2 separate regions of the Homo sapiens genome follow, and region 2 is linked to region 1. The links are chromatin contacts, found by Hi-C or POLR2A ChIA-PET in ENCODE. All regions are on one chromosome and are shown on one strand. The core of a region is the stretch at or near the end of the contact, and the rest is flanking DNA. Distances in the headings are between cores, read along the strand shown. Region 1 holds the start of LINC02068 (long intergenic non-protein coding RNA 2068). Region 2 holds the start of NCEH1 (neutral cholesterol ester hydrolase 1).

Region 1 (3,798 bases), core at 1,284-3,783:
CTACAGGTGCCCACCACTACGCCCAGCTAATTTTTTGTATTTTTAGTAGAGACGGGGTTTCACCGTGTTAGCCAGAATGGTCTCGATCTCCTGACCTCATGATCCGCCTGCCTCAGCCTTCCAAAGTGCTAGAATTACAGGCATGAGCCACCGCACCTGGCCCAGAGACTCCTTCTTATCTGAGTTTTCATTACTTAAATTCCTCTAGAACATGATTATATAGGAATATTTGCCATTACATGAAAGTATTCACTCATGAACCGAACACCCATAAAATTGTTCCCCTTTCAAACAATCTTCTCTGCTTAGCTTGAATGACTATCCCTGATCACAAGTCAAAACTTTTTCAGCCTAACTCTTATTGCTTGTAGAATACTGTAAACATCTGACAACACAAGTCAAATAGATGGCAAAGTGGAGTTGTGATTCTTGCAAAAGATGCAGAATTTCATGAAATTGATGAAAATAATGTTGGAGAACTGCTCCAACATCAAGTATAGTCACGTGTCAACAGACTAGGTAAAAACTGAAGAAAAAAAACGGACAAGGAATCATATAAATTAACACTAAAGAAGAGTAATGGGTAAGGATGATGATACAAGAAATGCTTCCAAAATGTACCAGCTTAAATGTCAGGGAATTTTTTTAATCCCTTTGGAAAATTGATGAAAACCCTTGATTTAAAAAATGTTTTTGGTAAAAAAGATCCCCTTTGATGGTGTTACCGAAAGGTAGTATGAGCTAAACAAAGTCGCACTGTGCCATCCTATAATTTTGTCCAAGAAAATGTGTCCTCTTCATGCCAAATCAACTCCTCAACATTCTTTGGGCTAAGAATTAATGCATAGTTGCAAATAACCATATACATTTTGTTAATTTTAAGATAATTATTTTTATTATTTACCTTGAAATATGCTCTTTATTGTAAGAGGATTAATTAACTTTGGCCCTTTCCTGGTATCATTTATCCTTGGATACTGAGTGCGTCTTATAATTCTGTTTTCTATGAAGAACTTTAGAGATGGAGCTTGTTTGTTGTATTCACACTTGTATGAGGCATTTTGTAAAGAAGTTCTTTACTTTGCAGATAGATAGCATAATAGAAGCACAGGGCAGACAGATGATCTGCAAAGGTCACACTAACAGTGTTTACATTTATGTCTGACTCCACTGCCTACTCTCTTTAGGTCAGAATGCCTCCTAGGCCCTCAAAAGCGGAGGCAGCCAGAAACCCAGCATTATTCTTTCTAATCCTCAGTCCTGTAAATGAGAAAATGATGTCTTACTTTTATAAAGTACTACTAATAATAGGGTCTGCATAGGGTACATGAGTGGCAAAGCACCTTCACAAACATATCATTTGGTCTTCTCTTATCACCCCAGGAAGTGGTGAAGAAGCAGGCAAGTGGGAAACTGAGGCTCGGAAAGCTAAAATGGCTTGTCTGAGGACCCACAGCTCAAAAACAGCAGTGTTGTGCCTGAAACTTAACACTTTTAGACTGTGGTGCCGAGTTCTGTTCTCTGTACCTCTCTGGTTTTTGGCATGAAAATAAAGCAGGGAAAGTTAGCAAAGAAATTCATTAACAAAGTTACCATTTAAATAACCTCTCCATCAAATACATGGTCTTCATACTGCAACATTTCCAGGTGAATAACTTTGGTGTTTCTCTTCTGACAGTGGCGTTCACAATACATACAAGAGGGAGCTTGGAGATCACACATTTCCTTACCTTGGAGGCTGAAGAAGATCCTGGTTTATGAACTCTCTGTTAGTAAGAAAACCAGCAAAAAGGCCTTTCAGATTCTCCGTCCCATATAGTGTGCTATTCAGGAGAGCCGATAGAGGGCGGTTACTGAACACAGATCGTGTGAAAATTAACAGCTTCCGAACTGATTTCTTTGCATTGGCTTTGTCAGTTTTACTTTCTATTTCTTGGGAAATATTTCTATTTCTAGTTCTATTAGATTTCTATTTCTATTCGTTTCTATTTCTTGGGAGTATGTCAGGGGAAGGCCAAGATCATAGCAGCAACGCAGACAGGATTTATGAAGTCTGCTTACCATTTCTCATAGAACTCTAGATTCTCCAAGCCTACAAGATTCTCCAAGCCTACAAGATTTATTCTAATAACCCCTGAAGTTAATCAGATTCATCTTATCCCTGACTCCTCACCCCTCTTCTCTCACCAATACACATGTCCTCTTGCTCCTGGTAATAACACAAAAACAACATGGTTAAATTTTGGACTGAACAATTACTAGGCAAGAGAAAGCACAAAATCCTTTGGTCTTGCACAGCTAATGGTAAGCAGCAACTGGAAATAAAAACAAATACACATTATGAGTTCAGCTATATCTCAAGTTAGTTTTTTTGCTTTTGCTTTTGTTTTCTTTTCCCTGCTCTATTAATGAGTTAATCAATTAAGATTTTCTTTCCTTGCATGGAAAGATTTTTGGCTTTGTTTTTAGATTAAGAAAGCTTTTCTCAGTTTCTTAGTTAATTATGAACATGCACTATCACATCATCTTGGACTCAATTCAAAAACTTATCTAAAACATGTAATTACTGGGAAATTCCAGATTAATTTCCTGCAAGTTTTAGTTAGTTAACGATTGTGTTAAACACTTAAGAGAGCAGCTCCTAGATGACTAAACCTGCTCAGCTGAAATCAAATGCTCTCATGCTTCCCTGAATGGACACACACAGAGTCTCTTCACCTGAGGAATAAAGTGTAAGGTGAGGACCCGGTTCTTACCTAAGAGAACAAAATAGCAAAGACACCTCTATAGCTTTGAGAATACGGACATGTTGGGCCGGGTGCGGTGGCTCATGCCTGTAATCCCAGCACACTGGGAGGCCGAGGCGGGTGGATCACCTGAGGTCAGAAGTTCAAGACCAGCCTGGTCAACATGGTGAAACCCCATTTCTACTAAATATACACAAATTAGCCAGACGTGGTGGTGGGCGCCTGTAATCCCAGCTACTCAGGAGGCTGAGGCAGGAGAATTGCTTGAATGCAGGAGGTGGAGGTTACAGTAAGCTGAGATTGCGCCATTGCGCTCCAGCCTGGGCAACAAGAGTGAAACTTCATCTCAAAAGAGAAAAAAAAAAGGGATACAGGCATGTCTTCTTGAGTTCTGGGTGAGAAAGAAAAAAAAGAATACAGATATGAAAGCTAGTATATACTCATGTATATATGAATGTATATACATTATATAAAGGTATTTATCTTGAGAGCTTATTGTTTTAATAATAATTCTTTTCCTATGGAGAACTCAAAATAATATATTGAGTCCCTGTCTGCATTGCCTTGGCGGGGAGGGAAGGTCGGAAAGAGAGAGAACAGGAGAAACGAAAGTTCACTTCAGGTCCTAGGTCACGTGGTGAATTTGGCAGAGCTTGACCGGGAACGCCTGCTTTTGTTAGACTTTGAGACTTGTAGGAAAACACTCCAAACAAAGGCCTTAAGACAAATCTACCAGTTGAGGTAGGAAATCCACTGAGATATTTAGTAGACAGAACTTGATAATTTCTTTCCTTTCATATTTTCATTTTAGATCTTCAGAACTTTTATTCAGGGGAGAAAGGCCCAGGTAGCTGCTGCTGTTCAGCTTAAGGCTAATCTGACCTTCTATAACAGGAGTTCAAGTCCCAGAAATCCCTAGTCCTCCATCAGAGGTAAGTAAGGATGGCAGCTGAACCCAAGAAAAGGAGCATGAATGATTAACTCTTCCTTCATTTCACCTCAGAAAATGGGGGCTGGGCGCAGTGGCTCACACCTGTAATCCCAGCACTTT
Region 2 (3,515 bases), core at 987-3,486, 120 kb before region 1:
AAAAGTATTGTCGACAAGGTAAAACTTGGATTTATTTTGCAGATTTCCTGAAAGCAAGTAATGTAACTAAATCCAGTAGTCAGCTTGGTTTATATCTCCAGGATTATTCCTAATCACCCATAAAGATTAGCTTCTGGCTGGGCGTGGTAGTTCACACCTGTAATCCCAGCACTTTTGGAGGCTGAGGCAGGTGGATCACCTGAAGTCAGGAGTTCAAGACCAGCCTGGCCAACACGGTGAAACCCTGTCTCTACTAAAAATACAAAATTAGCTGGGCTTAGTGGCAGGCATCTGAAATCCCAGCTACTCGGGAGGCTGAGGCAGAATGGCTTGAACCCGGGAGGCAGAGGTTGCAGTGAGCCAAGATTGCACCATTGCACTCCAGCCTGGGTGACAAGAGCGATGCTCTATCTCAAAAAAAAAAAGAATAGCTTCTAATTTTCTACACATATACTCACACACAAACATAAACATAAACATTCCTATCTGTTTAGAGTTATGAGTTTAACCAGTAACTTAAAAGACAGAGAGAGAGAGAGAGAGAGAGAGAGAGAGAGAGAGAGAGAGAGAGAGAGGCCAGGTGCCGTGGATCATGCCTGTAATCCCAGCACTTTGGGAGACTGAGGTGGGCAGATCACAAGGTCAGGAGTTTGAGACCAGCCTGGCCAGCATGGTGAAACCCCATCTCTACTAAAAATACAAAAATCAGCCAGGTGTGGTGGTGGGCACCTGTAATCCCACCTACTGAGGAGGCTGAGGCAAGAGAATTGCTTGAACCCAGGAGGTGGAGGTTGCAGTGAGCTGAGATCGTGCCATTGCACTCTAGCCTGGGCGAAAAGAGCAAGACTCCGTCTCAAAAAAAACAAAAAACAAACACCAAAAACAAACAAAACAAAAAAAAAAGAGAGAGAGAACTTGCTTGAAATACCATGAAAGTGTGCCCTTCTTATCAGTTTTCCTTCAATGTTGAAGAAGAAGCCAACTGTTTCCTAAAAATCTCATTATCAGAACCAAATTTATGGTTATTTCACTTCTATTAATTTGATTAAATTAAAATTACCATCTTAAGATGCATAATTATATATACTAGGTGTTTTAAGACCTTCATCAATAAGTTTGGAGTTGTCATCCTACCACTTTCTTGAAACAGGTCTTCTAACTGTTTTCCTTCTGGATTTCTGGTTGAAATTTTGCTAGTGAAGTTTTCTCTCTCCCATTCAGTACTCACCCACCCCTCCTCACCCCCAATCATTAACAAGAAATCTGGGTTTAAGTGTATTTCTGCTACCATTGACTCACTGAAAGAATTTTTCAGGTGATATCCACACGTTTCTCCAATAAAAAGTTATTATTTTTTCCCTTTGTAGTAATTTGTGGAGAGATCTTCTGATGAAGGACCAAAATTCTGTGTCAAATTTTTACCCTCTAGTTTTAGCATTCATTTATGATTTTCTATGGATACTAGCTGGCATTCTATTTTAAGAAAAGCCTTTCTTCTTTCCTCATTTATTTATATTAATATAGATTGTTGAGTTTTATTTTAATCAATGGGTTATCCATTATGATGATTTATATTGATGGTAAAATTATCCCAGCTTCAGCCACTGGGAGACCCTTCAAGCTGGCAGCTGTGGACCTTTGACCAGTTCCTATCATTTTTTGAGCACTTCCGCATCTCTGGCACAACAGGTTCATCTTGTACTTTACAGCCCCAGCCCTGGTATCAGCCTTTTCTCCAGAGGTTGTGTCAAAAAGCCGTGGTTCCTCTTATTGGAGCATAGGATTTAGAAACCAAGACTTGGGTGCTAGATGTACTACTGGCCTTTCATTGCTTGAGCCAGAAGAATTTAATATCTTCTTTTGCCATATATCAGCTAGAACTTACAAACCACTCCAAGTCTGGCTCCAGAAAACAGAATTTTTATATCCTTTCTCAGTACTCTGAGTCAGAATGACCCACTTGCTTTGTCCAGAGACTCGTCACACTGAAACTATTTTCCGTTTGAGACCTTCCAGGAGGAAAGCCATCCTCACACGCATGCAGTACAAACCAGTGTCCTCCAGAGTCCGCTGTGCCTACGGCCAGAGCAGCGACAGAGCCTTCCTCAAACCTGTAGTGACTGCCACACTTTGCAAGGACACCGTAGAGGGGGCATGTCCGCGCTCCAACTTCCTCCCGACGCAGCCTCTGATTGGCTCCTGGGCTTATAAGAAACGCGTGAATGAGCAGCTGCCGCGGGCAGAAAGTTGCCGGAGGTCTCCGGGTGGTATCGCCCTTTCCTCTTTGCCAGCCCGCTGGCGAGCCGAGCCAGGGCAAGATGAGGTCGTCCTGTGTCCTGCTCACCGCCCTGGTGGCGCTGGCCGCCTATTACGTCTACATCCCGCTGCCTGGCTCCGTGTCCGACCCCTGGAAGCTGATGCTGCTGGACGCCACTTTCCGGGGTGCACAGCAAGTGGTGAGGTGCAGCCCAGCGCTGCTTCTCTCTTCCTCCTCTTACGCAATATTTGAAGGGGATACAAAATTCCTCCGCCGGGTTCCACGAAAACGCAGGTTTTTCCTAATGCATTGAGGCTGTCGCTTTTTGAGGTGGTCCAGTCGGGAATTTTCAGGGTATCGCATTCGCCTCCTTGCTAGCAGCGGGCTAGATCTGCATTTCCCCGTCTGCGTTTGTGACGGGGAAGAAGTGCTTGAATAGAATTTGACAACTGTTTAAACCTTCGTCTGTCCTAAATATCTTCCTCTTCCTTGGTTTGCAACGTCAAAAGGCAAATCCTTAAGCAGTTTATAAACCACCCTTCTTCACACTGTCGTTCTCCCATAGGGACCGGCAGAGGATAAATATTTTTAGGAGAGCTCGGGAAAAGCAGGCTCTGGTTCCTGGGAATGCAGCCACCTTAGAAGCAGAAGCAGGCAAGGGCAGTCTCGCAATGTCCCCAGGCTGTGGAGCGCTCCGTTCCCGGAGACAGCAGGCAGGGCTCTCCATCCAAGCACTTGAGGAACCATAGGGATCTCTCGTTTCACCCGAGGCAGATCTCAGCTCAGCCCAAGAAAGAGGACTGGGAGGCTGGGCTGGCTGAAAGGAGGTGAGGAGGCGGCAGCCCTGGTTTGCATGATGCATGTTTTCTGCTTGCCCTGCAGCATTTATTTTATGTCCTTGGCTGTCAGATAACCTTTTCCTGAGCGAGGTTACCTGCCTTAACCTGGGAGGGTAACATTTCTCTCCACTGTATCATGGGCGTGTGTTCATTCCTTCCATACACAGGAAAATATAACTGTCTCTGGTTTATTCCATGGTAAGAGGCATTATTTTTAGTGTCAGAGAATCTAAAATCTAAACTACAGTCTGCAGCCAAGGCTGAGCCCTCTGATTGGACAGTATTTCTGAGCAGCCTGCTCTATCTAAACTCTAACCTTCTCCAAAACCAAGCCTCCTCCCTCCCCACAACCTTGGGCTTTAATCTCAGAATATTTTTATAAACTCTTTCTTTCAGAAATGACAACTAGAGAAAGAGAA

The links. A loop is a pair of places that touch in the nucleus more often than their neighbours do. ChIA-PET counts read pairs that join two places held with the same protein, here RNA polymerase II (POLR2A). Pooled maps may share reads with other maps.
Region 2: a loop to region 1 is called in a map of mammary epithelial cell, with 2.7 times the contacts of the local background. The contact joins the promoter of NCEH1 here to the promoter of LINC02068 in region 1. A Hi-C loop is called at or near these places in 1 of 168 maps with a recorded cell type or tissue (mammary epithelial cell), 2 of 37 single-sample maps with no recorded cell type and 14 of 50 pooled maps. POLR2A ChIA-PET finds 5 or more read pairs at or near these places in 1 of 52 experiments (PC-9).

The regions. Positions count from the first base shown.
Region 1 is chr3:172,594,342-172,598,139 of GRCh38, reverse strand. It overlaps LINC02068 (long intergenic non-protein coding RNA 2068), which reads left to right and starts at 2,533. Exons shown (of 4, transcript NR_146714.1): 1 at 2,533-2,737; 2 at 3,559-3,679. RefSeq lists a silencer at 1,727-2,021.
Region 2 is chr3:172,709,788-172,713,302 of GRCh38, reverse strand. It overlaps NCEH1 (neutral cholesterol ester hydrolase 1), which reads left to right and starts at 2,236. Exons shown (of 5, transcript NM_020792.6): 1 at 2,236-2,456. The coding sequence starts at 2,319. RefSeq lists enhancers at 1,786-1,925, 1,970-2,264, 2,186-2,455, 1,585-2,784.